Linked DNA regions of Mus musculus: region 1 is linked to region 2. Evidence: chromatin loops called from intact Hi-C (ENCODE). Cell type or tissue: heart. All regions are shown on one strand. Links, peaks and the distances in the headings refer to the core of each region. The heading gives the core; the rest is flanking DNA.

Region 1 (4,391 bases), core at 328-4,327, 80 kb after region 2:
ATAGTGCAACTCTGCCATCAAAACAGGTGAAAGAGGCTGGGAAGGTGGCTCAGTCAATACAAGCAGGGGCACCTGCATTCTCATCCCCAGTACCAGCCTGGAAAGTCCAGCACTGCCCTTGTCACATGTCTGAAATGCCAGGGCTAAGAAGCAGGCCGAAGAATTCCTTGCTGGCTAGCCAGTAGGGCCAATCAGCTAGCTCCAAACTAAGTGAGAAGCCCTGTCTCAAAAAATAAGTTGGTAAAAGTTTTTTAAAGACATGAAAGTAGGAGGAGGCTTGGAGGGGGGGATGGGGGGGCAGCTGGAGTGGCTGTGGTCAAGAGGCACTGTATATATGTATGGAATTCTCAAATAAATAACTTGGAAATTTTTGAGGAAGACACCAGACATCCATTTCAAGCCTCTACATCAACTGATACACATGTTCACATGCACCAGAACACACCTGAACACACAAACACACTACACACACATGCATCCACACATATATAACGATAATAAGGAAAAAATTTTACAGGCCTCTTTTCTGGACCTAATCATAATGTTTTGTTCATGTTCCACCTTAGCTATCATCCATTTTGTTATTTAATCACATAATGAGCTTGGATTTTTCAAATTTGTATTTACTTCTTTGGGTGGGTGTGGGTGAGTAGGGAGGTATGCATGAGGAGTTCTGAGAACAATTTGTAGGAGTCCATTCTCTCTCAAGTCATAAGACTTAGTAGTAGCTGGGCATGGTGGCACACGCCTTTAATGCCGGCACTTGGGAGGCAGAGGCAGGTGGATTTCTGAGGTCGAGGCCAGCCTGGACTACAGAGTGAGTTCCAGGACAGCCAGGGATTTACAGAGAAACCCAGTCTCGAAAAACAAACAAACAAACAAAAACAAAAACCCCAGACTTCCTAGTAAGCACCATTACCTAGCAAACACCCTTACCTGCTGAAGCATCTCACTATCTCACTGGCCCAAACTTGGTTATTTTTTTTAAAAGATTTATTTATTATTATATCTAAGTACACTGTAGCTGTCTTCAGATGCACCAGAAGAGGGCGTCAGATCTCATTACAGATGGTTGTGAGCCTCCATGTGGTTGCTGGGATTTGAACTCAGGACCTTCAGCAGAGCAGTCGGTGCTCTTAACCACTGAGCCATCTCTCCAGCCCTCGGTTATTTTTATTTTATGAAGAACTGCAGCAACATTGGGTTTTTGTTGTTGTTTGGTGTGTATGTGTGTGTGTGTGTGTGTGTTCAATGTATACACTGAACCCAGTATATACAGAATGCCAAGCAAGCACTCTCCCATAGAGACATATTCCTAACCCACTAAAAAATTCATTTCAGTGGCTACCAGGTATTTTTATAACTGTACAAAACTGACCATAATTTATTTAACCAACCTCTTATTGTATATTTGGATTTCTTTTATTTCCAGTATCCCACTATTATCAGTGATTGTTAAGCAGAACATACATTTTTATGTAGGTCCAAGTTTGATTACAGATAGCAGTATCACTAGGTCACAGTTTAGGGCTATGAGGGCTGGCTAGGACTGGTTAAAAAGATAAAGCATCTCTCAGATTAGACATTCTGAAAGGGTGTACCAGTAGAAATAAGGCACTTCTAGGCACATTTGATTGGCAGACAAAATTTTCGAATGAAGTAAAAAGACAATCAGGTTGGGAAGTCTGTATTTGAAGTAATAAAAAAACGAAAAAACAGTCAGCTCTTAAGAACGAAATACTTTTAAGAGTAGACTTGAGCAGATCAAGGAGTGGAAGAAGTCTGAAATGTGGAAAAACAGCCACTGTGAAAATAACCTCAAGTAATCAGTTAAAAAATATCTACAGAACTTGTAAGAACTAGAAGAGTAATAAGGAAGGAAAAATACTAAAATTATTACAGACTTTCCAGGCCAAATAACCCAAATACCTAGGAATCCTGAAAGTTCCGTGTATGTTTGAAATACCTGTCCACATAATTAATGGAGACCAGCCAAAGAACAAAATGCTGGGCGCTTGTTTACAGTTAAGAATTTTAAGGCAGTGACAACCTGCGTGGATCGGGAGAAAATGTTGGGGTCTCCGGCCTAGAGACCAGGAAACCTGACACAGAACCTGTCACATGCTCGCCCCGGGAGCTGAGGTGTCCTCGCGATGGCCCACCTCTGGGCCAAGGCCGACATCGCCCGCCTCTCTGGCCTAGGAAACCATCCCAGACAAGGTAGGGTTGGCCTTGGACTCACCCTAGTTACTCATAAACCAACGGGAGGTGGCGAGCGACAGAAGCCTAGGGACGGTCGGCAAAGCCCAGACCCAAGGGGCGCGTGCGCACTAAGGCAACCGGAAAGGCTCCGGGGACGGCCGCGGCACTTAGGGAGCGTATGCAAAGACCAAGAAAGGAAGCCAGGGGTCGTCAGACAAGACCCCCGCTGGTAAGCGTGTACACAGCAGGGTGGAGAGGCCCAGGTCCCACCAGTGAGGACTGCTTTCGACAGGCCGCTAGCGCTACAGCCAGGGGAAAACGGTTGAACTGGGGTTGCTGGGAGCTGAGGGAATAGGAGCGATTGGGCACGCAGTAAAAAACAAACAAACAAACAAACCACTCGAGGCCAAGCGACCTTAAGGGACCACCTCGCAGACTTGATGTCTAGTTCCGCTACGTCTAATGCAGGTCGCAGCCAATTCCAGTCCGCTACGACTAAACGCCCCTCTTGGGTTGAGCAAGTTCCCCAGCCCACCTATCAATCACAGGTCTCAGCTATCCAATCAGAGGGCCGAGGGGGAGGGACTGCTTGGAGCGTCGAGTGACGTCAGCAGGCCTGGCCGCCAGAAGCGTGACGGACGAGGCTCGCGACTGAGGAGCTGTTAGCCGGCGCCGCAGCGATAGTCGCTGTAAACAGGGCCTCGCCCCTGCGGGTCCTGCGACAGCTCCTGGCTGGTGGGTGGTCTCGCGTGGGGCGGTAACCGCCAGACGCCGGGGGGAGGTGCTTCTCCATTTTCCCTCCCCCTGTTGTACACACCCCCGGCGCACCACGTGGGCGTGAAGCTAAACTGGAGGGGGTGTTAGGCTGACTTCTAACCTCATTGGCTGTTGATGCTGCCGGCCCGTGCAAGAAATTGCTCTGATTGGTCAGTAGAGGGAGGCGTGGGGGGGGTCTGAGTTCTAACGCCTCTGGTTGGTTGTGTGAGATAAGCTAGTGAAATGCGTTCTTCCGCAAGGGGTTTTGATTGGTCAGTCGGAGAGGTTATCTGGGATTCAGCCATCCCGGGCCGGGGACTTTGATAGGTGAGTTTGGTTAGGAAAATGGGAAATTCCTCTTCGTGGACTCTGATTAGTACGGTAGGGTTGCACCCTAGGTTTCATATGGCTTTCTTTGCTTCACAGGATTGAGAAAGGTTTATGTTCCCGATACCCTGGGAGCTGTCATAGCTAAAGAGAAGGAAATCTCAGTCTCCTGGAGGGGTCACCCCTCTAAAGATAGCTTCTGCCCCGTTTCTGGAAACCCTGGTATTTCTACAGCAGGCTTTGCTTTCACCAAACCCAAGTTGGAGACAGGAGCAGCCCCTGCGCAAGACATAAGGATGCTGTAACCAGAAGATGGGATCACGGAACAGCAGCAGCGCCGGATCCGGGTCCTTAGAACCCTCTGAGGGCTTGTCCCGAAGAGGGACTGGCCTGCGTCGTAGTGAGGAAGAGGAAGAAGAGGATGAAGATGTGGATCTGGCCCAGGTACTGGCCTATCTCCTCCGCAGGTAACTTACCCTCTGCTGTGACACTAAGTGTCACAATGTCTTGACCTCAACTTCAGGCAGGAAAAGTGCAGAGGATAGGGAATGGCATTGTCCCAGGACAATGGTTGTGTTTGAACAGAACGACCTTTCCCTGCTGGATGTCCATACACTCTGCGTGGCTCCCTACCCAAAATGGTTCTTACAACTCTCATAGTTGAGGAGCTCCTAAGGGAAGCCTTTTCAGCTGTGACAACACAAATGTCATCAGTTTTCCAAGAAAATAAAACGAGAGAAGGGAGAGGGATTATGGAGGAAAGGAGAGATGTGAAAAGAGTTGGGAAGGGGGTGCTAAGTCACTTGCCATGTGAGATGAAGCCATGTGGATTTACTTGAAAAACAAGTTTACATCGGCCTTACTAGCCCTGCTCTTAAGAAAAGAATGCCCTCAAGGGGGTGACCACCAGGAACTAAGAACGTTTTGTTTGCTTGCCTACGGTTCCTTGGGAAAAGATGAACCTAGTATCCCTGCAGACCCTGTGTTCTGTGTTGCGTTCCTACACCGACGGCTGTGAGGGTTGTTGTTGTTGTCAGCTGGACAGAGTCTGAAATCACCTGGGGGACACGGCACACCTGGGCGGGATGGATTATTTAGCCTCTCTG
Region 2 (4,391 bases), core at 328-4,327:
AAAATCATAGCGCTCCCCGGTCTCCATATCTCCACCCTGTCTGTGGAAGTGGCTGGGCGACCCTTTGGCATCAGATAGACCCAGGACCTCCATCTTTTCACCCTGGGTATCACAGTGGTCATTTCCTGCCTGTCTGAAGATGAAGTCCTCAGTGGCTCTCAACCTGGCTAATGCTGCAACCCTTTAATTCAGTTCCTCATGTTGTGGCCCCCAGTCATAAAATTATTTTCATTGCTACTTCATAACTAATTTTTGCTACTGTTATGAATCATAATGAAAAAATTTGATATTTCCAATAGTCTTAGGCAAACCCAAAGGGGTTGTGACTCACAGGTTGAGAACCACTGGCAATAGACTTTGTGCCATAGGGAAAGATAGTGTCAGGCCTAGGCCAGCTGTCACAACTTATCACATTTGTCACCTGGCCTCCTCATCCCTCACTACATGGACACTGTGAGGAGCACAAGTGTCACCTCCACAGACAGTCTCAAAACATTCATTCATTTGCCCTTCTTGTATGTGATGTGTGGTGTGTGTGTGTGTGTGTTATTTTCTTACGCAGAGGGTCATCACACAAGGTTCACTCTCTAAATTCCTAACTAAGGTCCTAAGCCTGTCTCCCCAGGGCTTCTCAGCTGTGTAACATATCTTAACTGAAGGTTGGGTCTAGCCTCTATTAGTGGTCTCTGATTCGAGGGTCAGGATCCTTGGCAAGACTCTCCAGACACAGGGCAGATCTGGGTAGCTTCTCTCCAACTGTGCAGAGCAGAGCATTGCCCTTGGTCTCTGCTTTGATACTGTCCAATGGGCATCGTGGGGTGCTAGGACTGTGTCTGGTTATCCTGAGTGAGTGATGTTCTGGTTATCAGTACAGCCATGGGTGTAGTGGGGTTCCTGAATAAGCTATTTTTTACATGTCTAAAGGCATTTTTACTACGCTCATCATGGTGTGTTTCTGGGGCTGGGGGAGTAGGGTATGCACACATGTGCCTATACGAGAGGTCAACGTGGACTGTTTTCTACCACTCCCTATCTTATCTTTTTCTTGAGACGGGGTTTTTCACTGAGCCCGGAGCTCATGGATTGGCAAGACCAGATGACCAAAAGCCTCAACAATCATCTTGTCTGTGTATCTAAAGCTAGGAATACAGCTGTTAGGTGACAAGCCCTGCTTTTTATGTTAATGCTGAAGATCCAAACTCAGGCCAGCATGCTTGCTCAACAACCATTTTACCAAATGAGTTGTCTGTGCAGTCCTGCATACAAACCCAGGCTTTTTATAAAGGAAGAATTATTTGGAGTTTAAGGAAGCAAAACAAAAATAAATAAAATTGCAAAGCTTCCTCTCCAACGACTCTCCTAAGACCCCATCCCAAAAAAAGGTGGACCAGCAGAAGTGGGAGGAGCAGCTGGGGCACAGGAAAAGCTGGGGGTTCTGGTAGAAGAGGTGTGGGGGTCTTGAAGGAAACTTGGACTGAGAATTTGCGGGAGTCCCAAATCAGGCAAAGGGGCGCGGGGCGCCAGCAGGGAGCGCTCGCAACCGCCGCGGCTCCCGCCTAGTCCCGGGCCGTCGCAGAGCCGGTCCTAGAAGAGGGGCAGGCAGTCTGGGAAGTCAGAGCTCTCCCAGCTAGACCAGCCTCCCGCCCTTTGAACAGTCCCCTCCCCTAGCAGAGTTCAACCCAACCCCCTGGCCTGAACTATGCAGAAAGCGGGACGGCTGTTAGGTGGTTGGACTCAAGCGTGGATGTCGGTGAGGATGGCCAGTTCCGGGTTGACTCGTCGAAACCCTCTCTCCAATAAGGTGGCCCTGGTCACAGCCTCCACCGACGGGTGAGTACCAGAGCCAGAGTCTTCATCCAGAAACAAGTACTCTTTAACTCCTGGACTGTTGTCCTCGAGCCTCAGATGCGGCCAAAGGCCACCCCGAGGGAGAAAAAGGAAACCCACATGGTGGACCTGAAATCGCTCCGAATCCCCGACCTGGCCCTGCCACAGGCTAGCCCTTGTATCACTGTTGCCTTCGGCTTTGTGAGAGCTCGGCGCTGCCAGAAGGACCCAGGTCCCGGTGCTTCTGGGCTGCCCCAATCGACAGCTCCACCTAGAGTCTGGGAAGACCAAAACAACCAGTCACGGCTTCAAAGCTCTGCTTGCTGTTCTTGCTCCCTAGGGACCCCTTACCTGGATCCCGTGCCCAGATCTTTACTTCAGTCTGTATATTTGGGCCTCCGTGCCCAGCCTGTCTCACCCACCACTCTCAACTATCCAGTTTTTTAATCCCCACAGGACCTTACTAAATTAAAAAACTCCTTGAAAATCTGTAATGCAGATGTCTATGAAAAGCTAACATCTGGCTATTATAAAATATGTAATTGATATTTACATTTTGAGCCATGCTTTTTTTGGTGAAGGCCCCCCCCAAATATATCAAAAGATAGAATTGTGAGGTTGTAGTGTGGTAAGAGGTATTTGGGGATATGGGCTTCTTCCAGCAAGGCCCCTAAGTCCATGGCAACTGAACACTCATCTATTTCTCTCCCCTCTTTCCCAACTGGACATAGGTACAATAATCGGTCATGAAGGCTGTGGCAGGTGATGTCAGTCCCGGGAACTGGGGTAAAAGACAAGATCATAATAAAATCATCTGAGCTTATCCTTCTGTCCGCACCATTAAAAGCCTACTCTACCTAGTAGAAATGCGTGAAGCTCGAATACAGGGAGAGCGAGGGTCCAGTGCTGAAAGCCTGAAAGCAGAGCCCACGCATGCTCTCGCCCTCTTCTCTGCGGTAGAGGCCTTGACAGTGTGTCACCTTTTACCCTCGTAGGATCGGCTTTGCCATCGCCCGGCGCCTGGCTGAAGATGGGGCCCACGTGGTCGTCAGCAGCCGCAAACAGCAGAATGTGGACCGTGCAGTGGCCACACTACAGGGAGAGGGCCTGAGTGTGACTGGCATCGTGTGCCACGTGGGGAAGGCAGAGGATCGAGAAAAGCTGATAACCACGGTGAGCAGGCAGAATATGGGTGCTGGGCCAAGGCATGGCAGAAGGGAGGCAAGGCAGCCTGTGCCTTCCTGCCTGGTTTCTAGGACTGCATTGGTGAGATACAACCCATGCTGACCCCTGTTAGCATCCTAATGCTCACACCCAAACTCGTCCACCAATATTATTTTAAACATTAATTTCATTATGTTTCATTCTGAGTATGGTAGGGGAGTACTTGTTAGTGTAGGTGGCCATGGGGGCCAGAAGAGAGTCTTGAACCCTCTAAAGCTGGAGTTACAGGTGGCCATAAGCCACCTGATATGGGTGCTGGGGACTGACCTTAGGTCCTTTATGAGAAAAGTACATCCTTTTACCTACTGAGCCATCTCTCCAGACTCTCACCAATACATTTTTATTGTGTACCCTTTTCGGTTATGTCTGCATCCCAAAGTCTAAGTACAACCAGATTCTCCCGGCCAGAGATTCAAAAGTCGCTCTGGTCCTTCAACCTTGCATGATCCCTTAGATACCCTCCCCCCACCCAAAAAAAAAAAAATGCCTGCTCCTGGTTCCCTGGTCTGAGTTAATAAATGCTCTCCTGTTCTTTGGCTCATAGAGCTCGTGGGCACTGGGGAGAGGCAGTTCACTATGTTTCATTTACCTACTACAAGCCATTTCTTGTGTTCAGACCCTTATGTGGGCTTTTTGTTGTTAGTATTGGTTTGTTTTGTTTTAAGGGGGCCAGGAGCTTGTACTGGAGCCAGAGCGGTATGTAATTCATCTTGCAGCCCTGTCTAGCCATGAGCTTGCTCCCCCAGTGCTGGAAATACAAGTGTGGGCTACTCCACCCAGGCAAGGTCTGTTCTCCCTGTATTTACAGAGACTGTATCATCTCATCATCCAGAAAAAAAATACCTGTGATTCAGGACAAGCCAGCAGACCACCAGACACATCCTCCATTTATGTAGTGCCAAGCCTTGGGTGCCCAAATAAACTTTAGTCTAAGCCTGTGTCAGACTTGACACTTGGCACCCATCTCCAGCTGTGTAAGAAAATGTGAATCAAGCTGCAAAGACGGTGTGTCTCCCCCAAGTTTCAGGGTGTGCACTCTTCCCCCAAATCCAAGGGAGGACACCCTCACAGAGAAAGCACAGCCTGAGTGAACACATCAGACAGTTGGCAGAAATAATGTGGGCAGCCTTCTTGAAAGAGGGGGCCTTAACACTTGACTGAAGTGTGACATATAAAATAAGACAATTCCATTATTTATTTTTATTTTATGTATATGAGGGGTTTTTGCTGGCATGTGTGTCTCTACACTGTGTGTCAGAGGGTGGTGCCATATCCCTTGGAACTGGAGTTACAGGTGGTTGTGAACCACCATACAAGTGCTGGCTACCAAACCAGGGTCC

The links. Peaks named below come from ENCODE experiments on the same cell type or tissue, not always from the same donor. Only the 100,000 strongest peaks of a DNase experiment are listed, where the experiment ranks them.
Region 1: it touches region 2 in a loop (2.4-fold over the local background); 1 of 42 quality-filtered maps calls a loop at or near these places.

What each region holds. Positions count from the first base shown.
Region 1 is chr14:55,557,691-55,562,081 of GRCm38, forward strand. Dcaf11 (DDB1 and CUL4 associated factor 11) reads left to right here and starts at 2,339. Exons shown (of 15, transcript NM_133734.3): 1 at 2,339-2,431; 2 at 3,520-3,752. The coding sequence starts at 3,598. In heart, for the core only: CTCF peaks have their summits at 1,050 (motif pointing right), 2,352 and 3,150 (motif pointing right); DNase peaks (open chromatin) are centred at 2,291 and 3,081; H3K4me3 peaks cover 2,697 bases; H3K27ac peaks cover 2,350 bases.
Region 2 is chr14:55,477,204-55,481,594 of GRCm38, forward strand. Dhrs4 (dehydrogenase/reductase (SDR family) member 4) reads left to right here and starts at 1,555. Exons shown (of 8, transcript NM_001037938.2): 1 at 1,555-1,830; 2 at 2,823-3,000. The coding sequence starts at 1,700. In heart, for the core only: CTCF peaks have their summits at 1,516 (motif pointing right) and 2,103; DNase peaks (open chromatin) are centred at 1,668 and 2,028; H3K4me3 peaks cover 1,576 bases; H3K27ac peaks cover 884 bases.